2 separate regions of the Mus musculus genome follow, and region 1 is linked to region 2. A link is a loop called in an ENCODE intact Hi-C map of the cell type or tissue named here. Cell type or tissue: gastrocnemius. All regions are shown on one strand.

Region 1 (2,500 bases), 140 kb after region 2:
TTCTAAGTTGTTTATTTCTGGAATTTTGCAGATACTGTCAGACCACTGATAAAAGAAACCTTGGAAAGTTAACACAGTTGCTCATGCAAGGATGTAGGTTCTGTCCCCAACAAAACAAAAGACAGAACTAAAAAAACAATAGAAAAGTAAAATAGCCAGGCGTACGCCTTTAATCCCAGCACTTGGGAGACAGAGGCAGGCGGATTTCTGAGTTCGAGGCCAGCCTGGTCTACAGAGTGAGTTCCAGGACAGCCAGGGCTACACAGAGAAACCCTGTCTCGAAAAACCAAACAAAAAAAAAGAAAAGTAAAATAACAAAAACCTAAGCATAATTCGTAAAAGAGGCATTTCACAAAAGATTAATACAAAAATGACTAATATTTTTAAACTCATTCACCAGGCAAAATAAAGTCACACACTGATAAAGTACCACCATCCAAATCGCAGCATTTTTTGAAGATGGTAAGCATCGTAAGTATGGAATAACTAGAGTTCTCAACCGTCTTGAGAAGGCCCAACAGAACCTAATGCCAGAAATTTTTAAAAAATAATCAACCAGAAATAGTGGCAATATACTGCAAGGAGGTCGACGGCAGGAGTACGGGGACAGCCTGGGCTACATAGCAAAACTCTGACCCAGAAAGAAAACCAAACAAAAAAAAAACAGCAATTCCACTCCTCCGAGGTATATATCCCAACCTAGTAATTTGTTGGTTTGTGTTGGTTCACTTAAAAATCATTACCTGAAAACTTAAAATTGTGATCTTTCTACTCCAGATAGGCTTGAATAAATTTTCTAAGATTTCCTTGACACAAACTTCTCATAGAAGGTGAGCATTTTCTATCTTACAGGAAGCAAAGTTCTGGAACACTGAGAAATTATTACTAATAAAATTTAAAACACACACACCAAAAAAAAAAAAAAAAAAAAAAACACCGCGCAAAGATTAAAAACTACCAACAGACCATGTTTCTCTAACTTCAGGAAGCTCTGGAATTCATTCTCTCGGCGGAGAAAGGTTTATTATTCTCCAAAGAAAACCGCTTGTTGCTCTTCAAAATCCCCTCCAGCAGAAACGGGACTGCGAGGGAACCGGTCCAGAACTTTTGCTTCGCTCTTTGGTGAAAAGACCTAAGGTCGGAGTCACCAGCGCAGGCGCCACCACCGCAAGCCAACCCACCGGAAACCCGCGGTTAATCTCAGGCTAGCCCCGTTAGGCGATGGGCAACCGGGTGCACAGGAGCTCCGTGCGCCGTCGCTCTGCACACCTGGCTCGCCCATCACCTGCCGGCAGCCGCCGCAGGCCGAATGGAGACGCCAACTTTCCGAGCAGGGCGCGGCGGACCGCCGTGTCCTCGAGGACGGGCCCCGAGGCCGCCCGGGCCAGGCGAGAGCGGGGAACGCAGGCCCCGGCGGGCTCGCGCCGCAAACTCGGCGGCGGCCCGGGTGGGCGGCGCGGCCCTCGGCGGCGCCCGCGCCCTCCCTCGCCGCAGCCCGGCCTGGCGCGGCGCCCCTCACCTTGGAAACCTGGGGTGGACTCCGCCGTCAACATGAACTTCCCATGCAGCCGGCGGCCGTGCCGCCGCCGCCTCCAAGCGCCTCGGCCCGGCTCGGCCTCCGCGGCCGCGTTCCCCGCGTGACCCGGCGCACGCCTCCTGCTCAGGAACCCGGAGCTGCCCGCGACCCTCCACCGTACCGCCGACGACTCGGGAGAACCCCGCGCAGCCCCACGCCCGCCAGCTCCGCCCGGCTCTGGTCGGGCCGCTTCACGAAAGCCCAGGGCGCAGGCGCGGCGAGGGCCTTAAAGAGCCCCGGCCGGCCTCTACGGCATAATGGGTTCGAGCAGGTTAGGGCCCCGGCCGCGCTGGCGAAGCCGAAGCAGAAGCCGAAGGGATTGGACCGAGAGGAACGGAGGCGGGGAGATCCCTCTCGGTCCTCCGCCCCTCTTCCCAAGCGCCCAGCCCTCGGCCATGCAAACTGCTGACTTCCCAGTCTCTCGAGCCGCCCCTGGCCAGTCAGGGAAGCACAAGACACGCCCCCTCGGAGCCCCCCGGGCGAGCATCCGCGCAGGCCTGGGGCGCGCACAGCGACGCGCAGCTTTGCGAGGGCTGCCCGGAGTCTCACTCCCAAAAACATAATATTAATCAAATGGCACTCGCGGTGGTAAAACAGGTCTTCCACTAATCCTCTAGAATAAACCGTGGGTTTTTTCGGAGTCCGGCAGAGGGTGGGCAATTATCCAACACCAACCAAGAAATTCTTAGAAGGAAATTACTTAGTTTGGGACAAAAACAGCCTATTCATTTGGGTCCTGTCAAAGGAATTGCAGGCAACAAAAAAAAAAAATAATAAAGGCAATATAAATCATTTTTGTTATATACTTGAAAGTGACCAAAAGGATAGTAATTACCATCAAGCAGTCAGAAAAGCTCTAAAATTGTTTACTAATATGATACCACTGGCTTTTACATTTAGATTTGTAAGACCTGTCCAGAAAAA
Region 2 (2,500 bases):
GCTCAGTCAAATTTTCCCACCTAGGCTCTGTGACTAGTGAGCAGTTTAAGTGCTGCTGGAGGCTCTGTGAAGGCACCAGCACTGAACACTAAGCCCTTCTCTGACTAACCCTAATCATCTCACTTTCTACTTGCTGTTGTGGCCTCTTGGGATTTCTGACTTGACCAGTAAGAACTGGAGCAGGTCAGAGGCAGATGGTTGTTGAATCCCGTGATTAAACTAAGTAAATACACATCAAAGCAGTTAGTAAGTGAGGATGGGACATCTCTGAGATATATCGAGGTGTTGGGGAGTGATTCCCATACTTGGGGAGCATAGGAGGAAGGCAGGGAAGGGAGAAGGGGACCCAGAAAGGTTAAGAGGTTTACAAGGAGGAGCAGGGAGCCAGGCTCAGAGATGTTAGGAAGACCTGTCTCTCAGGCTCAGCAGTCTCACATGCCTCTTGCTTATTTTATTGCTAAACTGGAGGTAAAGAGAGAACCAAGGTGCCAGGAGATCTCTTCCCCTCCCTTTACCCCTCCCTTTACCCCTCCCTTTACCCCTCGCTCAGCCAGAAGGGCCCCGCTTCTTGCTTTAGAGATGGAGATTGATTGAGAGCAGGAAGGTGAATGAGAACCCATTGCATTCACTGTTTTCAAGCAGTATACTGGGTTTTTTTTAAAGTAATATTAATAATGCACCTGTAGATGCCTAATGCCAAATACTCTCACCTTCCAAACATTATTTGCTAGTCACCTATTTATCTGCAGGACCATCTCGCATAGCTATTGATAAAGACGATGGGTACTCACTTGACGGAAATCTCCTGAGCACTTGAGAGGCCGAGGCAGGAAGGCCACACATAAACAACAAAAGACTTGAAATGTGAATAAAGATGATGAGATGATATTAATCCTGGCTACTTATTTTTTTCCATGGGAAGGCTATCTATAATGTTCTCTTGCAGGGTTTGGGAAGACTGGGGCTTGGGAAAGCCCAGAGAGGGCGCTACTCGCACTCCCAGCATGCATTCTGGTAGTGTTTGCCTCTTTTGAGTTGCTCAGAGATGTTACCAGGAGGGAAATGGGCTTCATGACTTTGAAGGTAGATATGATTATCAGTCTGTGTTCTGCCAAAACCCAACCCATGACCATGGGCAAGCTAGATCAATTTTGCCAGCTGTTTCTCACCAGGAGTCCAACCATCAATCAGCCTGCACTGCAGAATGGCGGTGGGGAAGTCCTTCAGTGTTCCTCTTCACAGATTCATCTGGGATATGAGACTGAAGTAGGTAAGAGACCTGAGGCTTATGGAGATTTTTTAGAGTATTATAAAGTGTATTACTTCCCCTCTGATAAGGAAAAAATACCCACCCAAAACTTTCCAGGTGTTTTAGTCTTATTGAAAAAAGAAAGCAATCTCATAGCTATAACTTTTTTAAAAAATCATAGCTATAATTGTTTATTGTTTTTGATAGCATATTTATTTTATAGAACACATACTTTCTATAGTAAACTTTACTTCAGGGGGGAAAATCACGACATTAAAACACTACATAGTATTATTATTGTATGTATAATGTTTTATGTCAGCAAAATACATTTTTAGAATTATAATAATCTTTTGCCATTTTAAATGCTGTAAATGATCTGTTAACTGTAATTTTCTTAAGCACTCTTGCCTAAGCATTGAGCTTTCTCTCTTTCTCTTCCTCCCTCCTTCCTCCTTATTTTTAAATAGTATGATGTAAGTTTTCTTAACACCATTTCCTCCTTTTCTTTGTTCATGTGTGCGTGACGCTGGAGATGGACCCATTTCATGCCCCCATTTCAGGCTCTTTCTATAGAATCTATTTTTAAGAGTGGAGCTTCTAAGTCCAATAGTGAATATTTGAGTGGTCCTTGATACTTATTGGAACTATTTTAGGTAGAATCCTGGATGATACATAAGGCAGGGAATTCATATCAATAAATAGCTAAAAAGACTGGAAGGGGCCATTGTAGAACTGGTCTTTATTTTAGTAGAAGTGTTCTTTAGAACAGTGGACACACCCTGTCATGTCACAGTATTTTTCTGGTATTAAAAAATATAAGTCTATTTGATTTTTATCTTTGGAGGAATCATCTTAGTGAGTGCAGAGGAAAGAAGAAGGAGTGCTTTTTTTTTTCTAAAATATTTAAATTCAAACAAATACAAAGTGATAATTGTGTGACATCTGAACTTGCCAATGAGATAAGTAATTATCTCTGGGCAATGGGTAAATGTGCTGGCCAGCAAACCCCACAGCCAGAGTTCAATCTCCAGGAACTTAGGTGGGGAAGGAGATAACTGACTTCCAAATGCTCACCCCCAAATATACAATTAAAATAAAAATCTTCCTTTTATGAGTAGCAACTGATCAAAACAATATTCAAATAATGACATCAGTCAAAGTATGATTTGATGGCCATCACTCATGTCAATAGGCAACACAAAAGCCTGAGAGTAAGTTAAGGAGAAATTCAGCAACAAACAAATTGAC

What was found. A loop is a pair of places that touch in the nucleus more often than their neighbours do. Peaks named below come from ENCODE experiments on the same cell type or tissue, not always from the same donor. Only the 100,000 strongest peaks of a DNase experiment are listed, where the experiment ranks them.
Region 1: it touches region 2 in a loop (9-fold over the local background); 1 of 42 quality-filtered maps calls a loop at or near these places.

Annotation. Positions count from the first base shown.
Region 1 is chr5:107,867,272-107,869,771 of GRCm38, forward strand. It overlaps Evi5 (ecotropic viral integration site 5), which reads right to left and starts at 1,777. Exons shown (of 20, transcript NM_001378824.1): 1 at 1,520-1,777. In gastrocnemius, no CTCF peak of the experiment used is centred here; DNase peaks (open chromatin) are centred at 1,236 and 1,895; H3K4me3 peaks cover 1,922 bases; H3K27ac peaks cover 1,576 bases.
Region 2 is chr5:107,727,914-107,730,413 of GRCm38, forward strand. No RefSeq gene overlaps it. Among named protein-coding and RNA genes, the nearest start is that of Gfi1, 4.8 kb to the left of the region's middle. In gastrocnemius, no CTCF peak of the experiment used is centred here; no DNase peak of the experiment used is centred here.